Regions from separate parts of the Homo sapiens genome. Here regions 1, 2, 3 and 5 are each linked to region 4. Evidence: chromatin contacts called from ENCODE Hi-C data. All regions are on one chromosome and are shown on one strand. Each heading gives the region's core, a stretch centred on a gene start or an enhancer-like site at or near the end of the contact. The rest is flanking DNA. Distances are from core to core; before and after follow the strand shown. Region 1 has its middle 15 kb from the start of KCNK1. Region 2 has its middle 76 kb from the start of LINC02971. Region 3 has its middle 5.4 kb from the start of LINC01348. Region 4 holds the start of SLC35F3-AS1 (SLC35F3 antisense RNA 1). Region 5 overlaps LOC107985365 (a long non-coding RNA gene).

What was found. A loop is a pair of places that touch in the nucleus more often than their neighbours do. Pooled maps may share reads with other maps.
Region 1: a loop to region 4 is called in a pooled map, with 20 times the contacts of the local background. The contact joins the enhancer-like site here to the promoter of SLC35F3-AS1 in region 4. A Hi-C loop is called at or near these places in 5 of 37 single-sample maps with no recorded cell type and 9 of 50 pooled maps.
Region 2: a pooled map shows a loop between it and region 4 (7-fold over the local background). The contact joins the enhancer-like site here to the promoter of SLC35F3-AS1 in region 4. A Hi-C loop is called at or near these places in 2 of 37 single-sample maps with no recorded cell type and 2 of 50 pooled maps.
Region 3: a loop to region 4 is called in a pooled map, with 10 times the contacts of the local background. The contact joins the enhancer-like site here to the promoter of SLC35F3-AS1 in region 4. A Hi-C loop is called at or near these places in 2 of 37 single-sample maps with no recorded cell type and 5 of 50 pooled maps.
Region 5: a map with no recorded cell type shows a loop between it and region 4 (30-fold over the local background). The contact joins the enhancer-like site here to the promoter of SLC35F3-AS1 in region 4. A Hi-C loop is called at or near these places in 2 of 37 single-sample maps with no recorded cell type and 7 of 50 pooled maps.

The regions. Positions count from the first base shown.
Region 1 is chr1:233,597,963-233,601,094 of GRCh38, forward strand. No RefSeq gene overlaps it. Among named protein-coding and RNA genes, the nearest start is that of KCNK1, 15 kb to the right of the region's middle. Within about 2 kb of position 1,883, at least 2 of the 41 ENCODE cell types and tissues checked have a DNase peak (open chromatin) inside an H3K27ac peak, as active enhancers do.
Region 2 is chr1:234,879,987-234,883,044 of GRCh38, forward strand. No RefSeq gene overlaps it. Among named protein-coding and RNA genes, the nearest start is that of LINC02971, 76 kb to the right of the region's middle. RefSeq lists a silencer at 2,092-2,228 and an enhancer at 2,612-2,681. Within about 2 kb of position 1,550, at least 4 of the 41 ENCODE cell types and tissues checked have a DNase peak (open chromatin) inside an H3K27ac peak, as active enhancers do.
Region 3 is chr1:235,073,723-235,076,758 of GRCh38, forward strand. No RefSeq gene overlaps it. Among named protein-coding and RNA genes, the nearest start is that of LINC01348, 5.4 kb to the left of the region's middle. RefSeq lists an enhancer at 1,549-1,798. Within about 2 kb of position 1,434, at least 34 of the 41 ENCODE cell types and tissues checked have a DNase peak (open chromatin) inside an H3K27ac peak, as active enhancers do.
Region 4 is chr1:234,271,274-234,274,304 of GRCh38, forward strand. SLC35F3-AS1 (SLC35F3 antisense RNA 1) reads right to left here and starts at 1,749. Exons shown (of 2, transcript NR_183711.1): 1 at 929-1,749; 2 at 1-158. All of the region lies in intron 3 of SLC35F3 (solute carrier family 35 member F3), which reads left to right. It overlaps LOC105373206 (a long non-coding RNA gene), which reads left to right and starts at 1,790. Exons shown (of 2, transcript XR_949283.4): 1 at 1,790-2,610; 2 at 2,895-3,031.
Region 5 is chr1:234,843,356-234,846,425 of GRCh38, forward strand. The region is part of intron 2 of LOC107985365 (a long non-coding RNA gene); the gene reads right to left. Among named protein-coding and RNA genes, the nearest start is that of LINC02961, 85 kb to the left of the region's middle. Within about 2 kb of position 1,301, at least 15 of the 41 ENCODE cell types and tissues checked have a DNase peak (open chromatin) inside an H3K27ac peak, as active enhancers do.

The DNA.
Region 1 (3,132 bases), core at 633-3,132, 670 kb before region 4:
GAATAAATATAAAGCAATAATGTGTTAGTTGATTATAGCTGGATTTAAGAATTTCTTGGGCAGGTTTTTAGGTCTCTTAATTGTTTTCTCCCTTCTCTCTGGATGACAGGTTTCCTCTAGGAAATGAGCTGTGGAGTGTGATCTAGATGTGGAGAGGAATGTCAGCCAAAGGATCAAGAGTCCAGGTGCAGGCTGGGCACGTTGGCTCACACCTGTAATCCCAGCACTTTGGAAGGCCGAGGCAGGCATATCACCTGAGGTCAGGAGTTCGAGACCAGCCTGGCCAACATGGTGAAACCCCCGTCTCTACTAAAAATACAAAAGTTAGCCGGGCATGGTGATGCACCTGTAATACTAGCTCCTGAGGAGGCTTAGGCAGGAGAATTGCTTGAACCTAGGAGGCTGAGGTTGCAGTGAGCCTAGATCATGCCATTGCACTCCAGCCTGGGAGACAAGAGAGAAACTCCATCTCAAAAAAAAAAAAGAGTCCAGGTGCAGATCTTTGATGTGTGTTTGTATGAGCCTTACAGATTACCTATCTTGAAAAAAGAATAAAAAATTGAGAAGGAGAACTGAAGATATTTTTCAGGTAGCATAGAGGAGTGAGTATCAAAGAATGAGCTTTAACTGTCTTATATTTTAGATAAACATTACTTTGAACCATGTAATTGCAGGTAGACCATCATCCTACCTACAAAAACAACAATATCATGAGTCAGGTGAATACTGTAAAATACAAAATACTTACTAAAAAGCCCAATAAAGATTTGGGGTCATTACAAGTTGATCACAATGTATATGCTGCATCCCTAATTGACATCTGTTTTGCTTTAAGGGATGAACACTTTGGGTATTTTTACTTCTTATAATTCTGGCCAAGTATGTTTAGATAAGATTGAAAACAACCATGAAAACCTTCCTTCTTCCCAGATCTCCAAACATGTTAAGTGCCAAGTTCATTCTAAGAGTTGCTCATTCAGGAAGTTTCTGACTTTTTAAAATCTGGATTGAAAAGGCAGTTACTCTCTCAGAATGATAAAAATCTTAGAAGCACTGGCTGAGGCCCATCAACTCCTATTTTTCAGAGACAACTGTCACCTTAAACAGATTTTAAACGTACTCATTGTTTCCAGCGCAGCCACCACACTTTATCATTCTCGTGATTGATTATCTGTCGCTGTCATCTGCATTCATGTGGTTTTCAGAAAAGAACAAATATATTTCTCAGTGATTTAAAAGTCCTTGAGAGATGACAAAGTAATAGTAACAGGAAGCTATTATTACTAAACTCTTAGGTTTCATTTTTAAATATATCACACAACGGCATCATAATCGTTTTGCATGTTTCAGAGTAACTCTGTCAGTATGTGCTGTGACTTTGCAGTTCAAAGGACAGGCCCTTCGTGACAACCAAAGAGCATTGAACTAAAGATGCCCTTGAAAAACGATTTCCCAAAGTCTGAGTTTACTCATCTGTGGAAATTGAATAATGCTGCCTGGCCTGCTTAGTTATTGTAATGAAATTACAATAATGAATTTGTCTAATGAATTATTTCATGGAAATGATCTACAAACTTTAAAGCATGAAATAAAAGTGAAGTCATTTAAGAAAAAAGGCAAAGAGAAAAGTGAAAGTATTTAAAAGAAAAATAAGTGCTCTGAAATTAAGTGACTGGGACATCTAGAATGAAAATTTCTAGTGTGCAGCCTGCATTAAGGGAATAGTAACAAAGACCAGCCAAGGTTGGTGTTTGGTTTACGGTGACATTATTCCTGAAGTTGAAAATGACCCTGTTCTTGCATCCAGTGGGGCCTGGGGGAAGACTAGGTGAGGGGGTAGAGGACACCGGATGGGTTAGCAGAAGACACTGCCTGCTAGCCAGGTGGACCGTGGCCAGGGCCACTCAACCTTGAGCCTCAGCTGCACTTCATTCAAGCTACCACAGTTGACTTTGAAACCTCGAGACCAGTTCATTCTGTGCGGCAGCATTTCTCTGTCTTGCTCACCTTGCAAAATGTAAACTCTCCATGTATCCTTCCTCTCCTCTGCTCCCACCTGCAGTTTCTTCTGGGCTTCCTGTAACTAGAGTTCCCATGGCTCCTCTCCTATGAAAAGTTTTCCATGTACCCTCTGGGACCCTTTAGTCAAATCCATTTCACCTACTTCTGCACCTACGCCTACACAGAATACCTTCTACCTCTTTGCCTTCCTGAAGCTCGGTTGTCCTGGAATAGTCCTGGCATCCCTTGGAGGAGGATGCTAATTTGACTACCCCTCAGGGCTGCAGATGGGATTCGCATCCTTCTAAAGTCCCTGAATCAATTTTCAAACAATTGCCCTTCCTTTCTTCAGTAAAAGGACCCTCAATTGGCCAGGCACTTCTGACCGCAGTATTTCTTCTTTCAGCCACTGTCTCTATCATCCACTAACCTCCCACTCATTCTTGAGACCCTGAAGATTTCTGCTCTTGCCATGTTGGCTTCCTCTCTCCCGGTCCAGGCTTCGTCATGCATCTTCAACGTGGATAAACAGAACACTAGACTTGCAGCCCCTCTAGTGACTTTCTTCCCTCCACTTTGGCAATAGCTAACTGCTAGAGATGGCCATAACCCAGGACTCACCCCTCTCTTCTGAACTAAGTCTTCTCCCCTACGACTACAGCTTCCTCTCTTTTCATCTTTCATTCCCATCTGCCAACTATAACCAGTCTCCCACCACATGGAATCCAGCAGCTGTGTAATTCTTCCATTTCCTTCTGATTTATTAGCTCTTCACTGCCTTTATTTCCTTCTCTATGCAGTGTAGACACTGTGGTCCATTATTTTAACTAATCTCCTTTTAAAGAGGCCTTTCAATTCACTAGTTCCTTTACTCTTCCCCTCACCTAGCAAATCTCTATCTTCATGTCACTCAAAGAACTGACATCTGCTGCAGAAAATGGCAAAACTGGGCTGAGCACGGTGGCTCACGCCTGTAATCCCAGCACTTTGGGAGGCTGAGGCAGGCAGATCACGAGGTCATGAGTTTGAGACCAGCCTGGCCAATATGGTGAAACCTCGTATCTACTAAAAAAAAATACAAAAATTAGCCAGGCGTGGTGGTGGGTGCCTGTAGTCCCAGCTACTTGGGAA
Region 2 (3,058 bases), core at 300-2,799, 610 kb after region 4:
TTAAGGTCACCAGTTCAAGACCAGCCTGGCCAACATGGTAAAACCTCGTCTCCACTGAAAATACAAAAAAATCATCCAGGCATGGTGGCACATGCCTGTACTCCCAGCTACTTGGGAGCCTGAGGAAGGAGAATCGCTTGAACCTTGGAGGTGGAGGTTGCAGTGAGCCGAGATCGGGCTACTGCACTCCAGCCTGGGAGACAGAGCGAGACTCTGTCTCAAAAAAAAAAAAAAAAAAAAATCTCATTTTAGATCCTGCCTAAGCCACAGACTGACATGAGGCCCCCTCATTGCCAACCACTAGTTCAGCTGTGGGAAAGCCACCTCCAGGTCTTTTGTGAGAGAATCAAGGTCAGACCCCAGAGAAGCCATCTCTTCTAACTACCATGGTCTTCCTGACTCCCATTCAGAGTCAATCCTTCCTCTATTTCTCACAGACTTTTATTATTGTTATTGTCTTTAATGAAGATGTACCTAGAGTCATATATCATGATATTATTGTTTCAAATATTATTAGTAGTAGTATTTATTGGGTGCTAGTTTGTATTGAGTGCCTTTCATTCATCATCACACGTGATCTTCTTAACAAACCTAGAGTGTAGGTAACATTAATACTATACTATTATCACCATCACACCGATGAGGAAACTGTGACTCAGAAGGTTAAGTAATGTGCCCAAAGTCACACAGCTACTAAATGACAGAGCCACATTTTAAACTCAGGGTTGACAGACTCCACCAAAGATCATCTATTCCAACGCTTCCCATATGGAACACTATGCCAAGAGATGCATAGTTGCTATCTGACCTAAAATGGGTGGATAGGGAAGTTCTGGATTAAATAAGTTTAAGAAATACTACATACCCAGTGGTCCCCAGACTTGTTGGTTTCAGGAACCCTTTGCACCCTTAAAAATTATCAAGAGTAGGCCAGATGTAGTGACTCCTGCCTGTAGTCCCAGCACCCTGGGAGGTCAAGGCGGGAGGACTGCTTGAGTCCAGGAGTTTGAGACCAGCCTGGGCAACTTAGCGAGACCCCATCTCTACAGAAAAATGTATAAATTAGCCGGGTGTGGTGTTATGCACCTATAGTCCCAGCTACTCAGGAGGCTGAGGCAGGAGGATCATTTGAGTCTAGGAAGTCAAGACTGCAGTGAGCCATGATTATGCCACTGCACTTCAGCCTGGGCAGCAGAGCAAGACCATGTCTCAAAAAAAAAAATCAAAATCTTCAAAGAGCTTTTGTTTATGTGGGTTATGCCTATCAATATTTACTATCATCAAAATTAAACTGGAAATTTTTTAAAATATGCAATCGTTCACTTAAAAATAATAATAAATTTACTCCCTGCTAACACCATATTTTTGTGAAAAATGACTCTATTTCCCAAAACAAAAATACCAGTGAAAAGAGTGGCACTGTCCCACGTTTTGGTCCAACTCCTCAGTGTTCCGCTTAAGAGCTGGATTTTCACTTCTGCTTCTGAATTCAACCTGTTGCACTATCATGTAGGCTCTAGAAAATTCCAGTGTATGCTTGTGACAAAGTAAGGGTAAAATGATGCCTTAGTCTTGTTCTGAAAGTAGTGTCGACTTAACTGACCCTCCTGAAAGGGTCTCAAGGACCCTTGAAACTTCTGGCCCACACACTGAAAACCACCACTGTACTTTGAATTCTTTTTTTTTTTTTTTTTTTTTGAGACGGAGTCTCGCTCTGTCACCCAGGCTGGAGTGCAGTGGTGCGATCTCAGCTCACTGACACCTCCGCCTCCCAGGTTCAAGCAATTCTCCTGCCTCAGCCTCCTGAGTAGCTGGGATTACAGGCGTACACCACCATGCCTGGCTAATTTTTGTATTTTTAGTAGGGACAGGGCTACCAGGCATTCTTTTAGAAACTCACAGCGCATATCAGCCAGGCGCAGACTCTGAGAAGTCCTGCATGAAGGGATCATCTATAAGGTCTAATTGAATGTTTCCCAGAGTTATTGAGTGGAACATGCTTGTTAATTGACATACCCTATGACATCATGTGGAACGGCTTTCCAGTGCTAACCGTATGAAAATCTCACTAATCTGCCAGCCTCCCACCCTCAGGCAGGGTAACCCTAGAGCCACTCAGGAAACACATTTTGCATTTCACTACACTAAATCTTGCCTTGTCAAGCCGTCAACCCTCAGCGTTTCTTCCAGGGAAGCCGCGCAGCTCAGTGGAAAGACCACAGACTCAAGGCTTGAAATCTGCATCCACCACTTAACTAATTGTGTGACAACAGGAAAGACACTGAAATGCCCTTAGTCCTTCTCATCTGTAAAATGAGAGTAACACCTAATAGTGAAAGTTCCATAATCACTTTTTGTATCATCAGTCTAGACAGAGACCTGATCTCTACTATGTAACCAAACCACACACTTCATGCATTTCAAATCACGGGGTCTCTCTTGGCTCCTGTTGTTCTTGATCATGTTTTGTCACAATTTTGTTCATTTGCTTCATGTTGTTCTTCTGTCTGAGATGCACTCCCCATCTTTCTGCCTGGAAAACTTCTATGCATCCTTCAAAACCCTGATCAAAGTCCAACTCCTTTAGGAAGCCTTTTCTGACACCCCTGTCGCATTTCTTAGCCTTCAGCCCTCAGCACAGACCTCCTCAAACCTCAGAGGCAGTGCCTTCCTCGTGGTCACTTCACTGTCTGTCCCAAGTCTCTCTCTCCCCACCTCAGGCCCTGAGCTCCTCAAAGTCACTCTGCCTCCTTCTGCTCCATGCATACACAAGGTAAACCTCGAACAGCACTCATTCAGTAGAGGTTATCATTTCCTGTGAGACTAAGCCCACCAAGAAATCCTTTAGCCTTTCCTTGAGCACTAGTTGTTCTGCATCCTCCCTCCCCATCCGCAGGTGCAGGCAGGTCTTGATCTGACAGAGGTTCAGAGGCTGACCGTGCAGCCCCTCTCAGCTCTGCCCATCTGAACGCTGTCCTCAGGCCTGTCTGGCCTACATTCTCAAACTAGGAACAGAGGTGCATGGCAGGCAGGGGTCTGATGAGATGACAGCCAGGGG
Region 3 (3,036 bases), core at 184-2,683, 800 kb after region 4:
GTGCCCGGGGCTCAGATGACGCCTGTTGCATTTGATCCAGGCCAAGGAAGGACTGTGCCAACTAGTCATCCGGTCACCGCCGCACCCCCCGGAGGAGCAGGAGGCACAGCAGCTTCTCCTGTGTCTCCAAGCCTGTGTCACAAAGCCCGTTGGCCGTGCCGTGGTCCCAGAATCTACCCACAAGGTGTGTGTGTGTTCCTGCCATTGGCCGTGCCGTGGTCCCAGAATCTTCCCACAAGCTGTGTGTGTGTTCCTGGGGCTGCCTGAGCCACTGGTTTCAGCAGAATCTGAGCTCTCTATGGGCCTGGACAGTGGCCTCCAAACACCCAGCCTACCCTTAGCCAAGAAGAAGGGCCGAGGGTCACCTGGGGATAACATACCTGAGCTCCTGCCCTGCCGGGCGGGGCTGAGATTTTGCTGCCAGCATCGCAGGCAGGGAGCTGGGAACAAAGGCAAGTAGTCTTGGCTCCCCAGCCTCGGGAGGGCAGATCGTAACCTGCAAGCAGGCAGGTGCCTCCTGAGCCGACAGCAGTGGCAGCAGCCACCTCGTTACTATGACAACCATACTTGGCCACCATCACTCTGTCTCCAAGAGGGGCCAGCCCCAACCTTGACCACACAGGGTCACCCAGGGCTGCCCAAGGTGGAGAATGGAGAAGAACCCAGGCGAAGGCAGGCCAAGGGCCGATGGACACACCTCCCCTTTAGTCAACAGCTCAATCTAAGCTTCAGACTGGACATTCGACTCAAAGGTGGGACAGGCCTCTCTCTCTCTCTGCAGCATTCACCCCAGGCTGCTGCTTCAAGATAAACCCCTCTCCCTGCAGGTGACTTCAGCAAGGCCTTTAGCAGACAGTGAACAGCAGACAGCATGCATGTTTAATTATAACTCTCTTGCATAGGCAGGGCTGGCTATATACAGTATGTCTGCCTGTTACTAATTATATTTACTTTCAAACGAAGTGGGGGAGATCTTCTGAAGATGAGTCAGAAAACAAAAAAGCCCTTCGTTGTTATGAAAGCAGGGGAACGTCTCCTGAGAGCGTCTGAGCAGCACTGTCACTGCCTGACAATGGAAAACCTGAGCGCCAAGGCAGCCAACCCAGTAAACACTGCACGCTGGCTTTCCTGGCCCAGCGTCCCTTCGAGCCAGTGCCTGAACTGCATACCAAACCACAATCAATAGGAAAGGCGTTCTCCCTCCCGGACAGAGTGGCATTTAGAGCCTGGCTGGCTCTTCCTGCAAAGACAGGGCGACTCGGCGATCTGCTGTCACCTTAATTGGGAGGCAGCGTTCCAGTTGAAACACAGCAAAGGTTTTTTCCCTCATCAAAGGAGAAGCATTCTGACCAGATGGCTGAATTGAAAAGGCTTCATCCTCAGCCTCCACACAGCCAACGGTGTTATTAATAACAACACTGCGAATGCCACAAATCACATGCGAACACCTAGAAACCCAAAATAGTCACCACACGCAGAGCAGTTGTCCGCGCCTTGGCGGCGATTAGGTCATTGTACTAATTTCAGCTGGACGCAGCCTCACACACATATGTGGACTCACATCCGTGTCTGTCTGTGTGTTTGAGGTCTGCAAGGGTGAGGTGCCCGCGGTTGTTTGAGGGGAACTGGTCCCCAGGCCCCACTCAGCCATCAGCTGCCTCTTCTGAGAAGACTGCGTGGGCAGCCCTGCCTCCTCTCCACACAGACGCCAGAGTAAGCCCAGCCGAGGGTGACACATCCGCCCAGGAGAGCCATGCAAACTCATACTGTTCAGAATGGGTTTTCCAATCGTTTTCTAAACAGTCACACTTGTTTTGTTTGCTTTCTTCCAGGAAGGCTGCACTGTTTTGGAAAAGTAGGGGGAGGACATTTTTTTAAATGAGTTCACTTCCTGAGTCTTTAAAATATTTCCCTGTAGACAGAGTATTGGGAAGCTGTGGCCAGAGGACAGAGCGGTCTCAGGTGGGCGGCACCCGGAGTATGAGGATCAGAGCGTGTCCCCCCACGCGCACTCTTCACAAGCCGGGGAACTGGAGTTGGCAACGAGACAGCAAGGAAGGAGCTGGGAGAGCATCCCTTCCCAAACCCCCATCCCACTTCCCACCACCCTCCAAGAAAATGTTTCTAAAGCCAGGTTGGAATTTGGAATGGGTTTTCCTGTTTGTCCGGGCAAGGTTGAATTGTGAAATCACATTATTCAAAAGAGAAGAGAAACAGTAGATATGAGAGACTAGTCACTGGAGATTTTATTAGGAAGGAATCATGAGGGTAGCCAGCATGAGTCAAAGTGCATTATTTTACCCGTTACTCGTGGTCGCCCTATGAAGCAAATGGTGGTGAGCCTATTTCACAGGTAAGGCCCCGAGAGGTGAGGTGGCAATCCCAGGGGCCCTCTACCCACTCCCACAGACTAAGTCGGCTTCCCTGCTGGACACCTTAGCAATCTGCACCATTCCTTCATTGCTGGAGTCATCACTGGAAGTGAAAGTTATTTGCAGGGTGAGTTGGCCTATGTCTGTCACTCCCCACTAGAATGAAAACTCCATGAAGACGGGGCTTGTCTTGCTCACCAAAGTACGCAGACTGGGCACAGTGCCGTGAGCACAGTAGCTTTGAAATATGTATTTATTGAAGAGATTAAAAAAAAAAAGCCAGGCATGGTGGCTCACACCTGTAATCCCAGCACTTTGGGAGGCCGAGGCAGGTGGATTACTTGAGATCAGGAGTTCGAGACCAGCCTGGCCAACATGGCAAAACTCCATCTCTACTAAAAATATATACATATATATATATATATATGCACAGTGGCGAGCACCTGTAATCCCAGCTACTTGGGAGGCTGAGGCAGAAGAATCACTTGAACCCGAGAGGCGGAGTTTGCAGTGAGCCGAGACCACGCAACCGCTCTCCAGCCTGGGCAACAGATCGAGACTCCATCTAAAACAACAACGACAACAAAAACAACGACAACAAAACCCTCTTGTTCTAAAGGAAGAAAGAAGGCCCAAAAAGAGAAACATGGCAACGCCGAGCATG
Region 4 (3,031 bases), core at 499-2,998:
TCCGAGAAGGCACAAGAACTGAGCAAAAAACACACTTATTTTGAAGCATATACAGGGCACCTATAGTATGATGAGTCATTCTTCATTTTCAGATCGTTAAAAAGAAAAGTCCTTGAAATCTTGTTGCTGAACTCTTGTGGAAACTAGTAATACAGAAACTGAAAACAGAATTATTAGTAAATGTCTCACCTTCTCTGGTTCAGAGTTTTTTCGTTTTGTGAAAGAGAAATAATGCTCTTTCTGTTATCTTTGATTGAACAGGTGTTTGTGAGGTCCCTTGAGACCCATCAGGGAAAATGTAAAAGGTGCTATAAATTTTAAAATGTTATTTATTATGCATTGATGTTATTTAATAATAATACATTTGCCGAAAGCAAGAACTTCATTCATTGAGATTTGTGTCTCAGGTTTTATCATATCATGAATAGACTTTGTACACAAAGAAAAACTAAAATATTGCTAGTAAATCAATCTGGTACCATGATCCCAGTGAATAATGATAATTCCTTGACCTTCAATTAATGAGTGCAGGGATTGAGCTCCATTTAAGAAATGTGTGAAGAGAACAAGGCCAGATGCAGTGGCTCAGGTCTGTAATCCCAGAACTTTGGGAGGCGAAGGTGGGTGGATCGCTTGAGTCCAGGAGTTCAAGACCAGCCTGGACAACATGGCAAAACCCCGTCTCTACAAAAAAATACAAAAATTAGCCAGGCATGGTGGAGCATGCCTGTAGTGCCAGCTACTTGACAGGCTGAGGCAGGAGGATCATTTGAGCTCAGGATGCAGAGGCTGTAGTGAGCCAAGATCATGCCATTGCACTCCAGCCTGGGCAACAGAGCGAGACTCTGTCTCAAAAAAAGAAAGAAACAAATGTGTGAAGACAACAGGCAGAGAATGATAAAATCCATTCATATTTAAGAATCCTTACCTGGCCCTCCTAATGGAATATTCTAGAACCGTGTATACTTTCCAGGGTATGGAAAGTAGGAGTAATAGAAGGGCAGCACGTAATTATTAATAAAACTTTTCAAAGAGGACAGGAAACAAGACCTAAAGCGTTCTAGAAGTGGAGAAACTCACTTCAACCACAGACTATAAGACCAGACAAGTTAAGAAGTAGCACTTCCAGAACATCTTTGCATGTATACTTTTGGAGTAACATCTTCATCTCTGATCCTCCCCTGCATTTGAAATTGTTCTGAGATAGGGTGGACTGGGATTGTGGGGTGAGGGTAGGGTACAGACATAGACCAATCCAGCCGTCTTCAGATGAGTCATGAAGGAAGTCGAGAGATGGATGAGGACTTGGCCTCTGTGCTCTTCAAGATCCCTTCCACCCTGGAGAGTCTGTGTCCTGTGACTTCCCCAAAGAAGCTTTATTGCTCTTTCTGAAGATGCTTCTAGAACAGCATTGGGTCTTTCTTAAATCTCAGGTTTTCCCATTCTTTTTCCTTTCCATGATAGTGACCACTCCCATATAGACTTGCTTTCCAAATGGCGTGCTGCCTGGTTCCACATGTCCTCTTGGTGGGTGGCTGCCTGCCCCTGTTTGTTGTTCTCTTGCCTGGCTGCTGCTTCTCCCAGCCAGTGTGGACAGCAGGCTCGCTGCCCCTGATGTGCCATGGGGTCAGCACAGCATCAGAACTCTCAGGTGGACTTGGAAGCCCGCGCAGGACAGTCACAGCCCCTGGGGGCTTTACTAATGAGGCTACATGAACTGCCTCTCTGGTCGGCACTCCTCGGATCCCTCTCTTGCTTTTCTGTCACCTTTTCCTTGTATTCCCTAATCCATTATTGAATCATGTGTGCATTATGTCATCATCTGACACCTGCTGCATTCAGGGAATTGCCAGCATGGGCTCACTCCAGCTGTCCCTGCCTGGTTCTCTGGAGTTGGCACTCCTACCTTCAATGCATCGATTTGAATCATTATTTCCAAACCCAGACGTCTGACTGCCAGCTGTGTCTACTTATTTTTACTATCCCTTATACAGGCTGTTGCCTATAAGTCTTCAGAAGCTTGGCGATGGCTTTCTTTGACTTTCTTTATTGATGACTGCCCAGAAGGGCCCACACCGGTGTGAGTGGTACAGGGGATGCAGGGAACGCAAGCCCAGGCAACCCCCCTCCCACGAGCCTCCCTACAATTCCAGCAGTCTGTCCTGCCCCCCTATCTGGAGTAGCCAAGAACTTAGGTTTGTGCTGAGCATTTTTGAAGAGGCAGCAGGAAGGCCAGAAGCACATCCTGCTATCACAAAATAATACTCCATCTTTCAGGATCGTGAAAATTTGAGTTATAAATTACGTGATACAGATTCTAAATTATGCAAGACTTCACAAGAGGTCAGGTGAAGGCTGGATGGCCTCAGAAGGATGGCTTCAGAAGGCCTTCAGAAGGATTGCTACAATTCATCATGCACAAGGTGTTGAGGGTCTGGAGCAGGGAAGGAATCGGGGGCATCTGAATGGAGAAATGGGGACTTGATGGAGGATTCATGAAATGATTTTTAGGATACTTGAGGGCTTGGGAGGAATACACACAGTCTGGAAAGTCCCCCTGCTTAAGGGTGCCACAATCCAGCTCCCGGAGGCATCCAGATGAAGCAAAAGGTAAGACTGACCAGCACAAGTGACTGTGGACCGCATACTCATTACATGCTGCACATGGTAGCATTTGTGTACAAAATAGGCCACATGCTGGATAGTGTTTTGGTTAAAAAAAAACCATCACATGCATTGAACTCCACTTTTAAAAGGAAAAACAGATACAAAGTCAGTTATCTATGGTCTCCATAGCTTGATTCTTAAAAATTGGGGTTAGCGAAATGTTGATAGTTCTCAGGGGGAAATGTGAACGTTGGTTCTAATTAAAACTGTCTTATTGGAATTTCCAGGCAGCTGGAGAACAAATACAAAAATCTTAATTAAAAGACCGTTTTGTGAGGTCTTCAACTTCTTCTCCATTTCACCAACACGCTGCACAGTCTGTGTATTCAGCGTCACCAAAGAGATTTTTAATTCATCAGCCTGG
Region 5 (3,070 bases), core at 51-2,550, 570 kb after region 4:
TGTAAAACATACTTCTTTCCATTCAAAAAGTTTTGGACAGGCAATATGCAAAAAGACAACTGCTGAATGATTCCACTTGTATGAGGCACCTAGAGGAGTCAAAGTCACAGAGACAGAAAGTAGAATGGTGGGTGCCAGGGACTAGGGGGAGGGGAATGAGAAGTTCGTGTTTAATGGGTACAGTTTCAGTTTGGAAAGATGCAAAGGCTTCCGGGATGATGGTGATGTTTGCACCATAATGTGAATGTACTTAATGAATGCCACCAAATGGTACGCTTAAAAATGCTTCAAATAGGCCAGGTGCAGTGGCTCATGCCTGTAATCCCAGCACTTTGGGAGGCTGATGTGGGCGGTTCACCTGAGATCAGAAGTTTGAGACCAGACTAACCAACATGGAGAAACCCCATCTCTACCAAAAATGCAAAATTAGCTGGGCATGATGGTGCACGCCTGTAATCCCCGCTACTCAGGAGGCTGAGGCAGGAGAATCGCTTGAACCCAGGAGGCAGAGGTTGTGGTGAGCCAAGATCGTGCCATTGCACTCCAGCCTGGGCAACAGAGCAAGACTCTGTCTACAAAAAAAAAAAAAAAGCTTCAAACGGTAAATTTTATGTTGTGTATATTTTACCACAATTAAAATGTATGGAAATATTTATTCTGATTCTTCAGTTAGATCATTTGTGGGTTAAATATGCCCCATGTAGCATTTCTTTCTGTAAATATACTGCCCCATCCCCCACATGGTATTAGACTGAGATTCCTAAGGGTAGAAACTATTTATCATTCATCTTTTTAGCCCCACTCCACCCAGTACAAAGCTCTATATAACATACCACTGGATAAATGTTATTTAAAGAAAAAAATGGATGAACAAGTGAACTCAGAATTCCCATACCGTTGCACCACGTTTTTTTCTAAACATGTGTTCACAGAATAGTAGCAGCAACAATGAGCATTATGAATGCCCTGTATTCAGAGTAAATAAGACTGTCAATCCAAAAGAAAAAGAAATAGTTAAGTGCATATATCTAGCCATATTGAAAGTTTCCTACCCTAAGTCCCCAGACAGCCCTCACTTGACTCTCATGAGTAGTAGGAGTGATAAACGAATGAATAAATGAATGACTTTTCTTCCTGGTCCACAGGCTTAGATTTTCCCAGTCTGGATATCAAGGGCATTCCATGCAGTGAGACTTTAAAGTCTCTAGAGAGGGACAGGAACCACCTGAAGTTGTTTCAGCTTAGACGTCCCTTTCCTTAGTAGCTCCTTCCTCCAGGGTGAGGCAGGAAGTGATCGCCAGCTGCCTCCCTGTTGACCAGGCTATGAAACCTTTTACAGTCACTTGGCTTCACTTCTGTGCTGTTTTTTTGGGTGAAGACTTTCTCATTTTCTGGTAAAGCAGATATTTAAGGGGCAGGAAACTCAACATCAAAAGACCGGAACAGAAGAGAGAAATCCTTGCATTATTCGGAACCAGCGAGTATGTATGGTGCAGGCAACTGAAACACCCTCTCTCTCTGCCTTTTTTTTTTTTTTTTTTGCATTGAACACTCTCAGTGTCTTCAAATTCCTAAGATTTTTTTCTTAACATCTCACATTTTATTAAATAAATCCAACCGCTGTGTATCACCGTCATTCTTAGCAAAGAATACATTAGCTATTTTCTTTGCAAAACAAAACCTAACTCTCATCTAAATAAAATCTACATGCAAAAGTAAGTGATATTTTCTGATCAGTACAATAGAATTGCCGTAAGTTTGGTCAAGGCTCTTGGCCTGCTTTCTAAAGATGTCCCTAGTATCTAGAGAGATCTCAAAATCTGTAATCATCGTGGGAAAACTTTTTCTGTGTTCAGAAATTCAGGATGACAAGAACTATCATTTTGGCAATATCTTAGAGGAGAATCTGAAAAGCTTCTGGCCACAGAAACGCCTAAATATGCTGTAGAAAAATAATAAGTGTGGTGTTAAAAGCACAGCTGAAATGAGTGAAGGAAATCCCAGAGACTGAGTATAAAGAAGGTCTGAGCACAAGAAAAAGTGCTGACACTTGGCTGCCTGAGCAGTGGGAGATCCGCTGAGGGAAAACAAGGTCACCTCAAGTTTCATAACCACAGACCACACTTCACATGGGTTTGGAGCTTAAGTTTACTCACCTGTATGGTCTAGGAAAGCTACGTCAATTAATTAACATAAAAGGAGTCCCAATATCACAAGAGCACTTGCCAAAACAAATAAAAAACTTCTCTATAGAAACCAATCTTCAACCTCTGCCACACAAGATTCCCATAGTGAGCACATTCTTTTAAATAGAAGCTCACAATCGAAAATTACAAAATGCGTTTAGAGACATGAGCAAGAGTGCACTACAAACAAGAATAAACAGACACAACGGGCGGCACAGGTAATGAGTCCCCAGAACCCCCAGAACATCAGCTAATAGAACTATCAGAAGGAGGATATGAATTGTTGTTAACATAACTGAAATGTAAAAGGAGAAATCAAAATTTTGAGAAAATAAATTTAAAAGACCAGGCATATTTGAAAAAGTACCATATGTTACCTCTAGAAATGAAATGTGTAACATTAAAAATAAAAACTTAATAAACGGGGCAAAGATTGCCAAAGAGAGAATTGATCATCCAGGAAGTGGTTTGGAAACAAATTACCTAGAATGCAACACAGAAAGATAAAGATATTTCTTACATGAAAGAGAACTTAAATACATGGAAGATGAAATGAGAAGCTCTAGCATGCATTACATAGGAGCTCCAGAAAGAAAGAATGGGGTAAGAGGCAATATTTTAAGATAGTGTCTGACAGTTTTCTAGAACAAGATGAAAATCAGATTCAGGTAGCATAATTAGTTCAAAACGAGATATAAAAATCTAGAGGCATTATAAGGAAAAGCTGCCAAAGGGCAAAATCAATTGGGAAAAAAAAAAGAAAAGATTACTTTCAAAGAAACAACAGTTTGACAGCAGACTTAAAAAAAAAAAAAAACTTTTACTTTAGGTTCAGGGGTACATGTGAAGGTTCGTTATATAGGGAAATTTGTGTCACGGGGGTT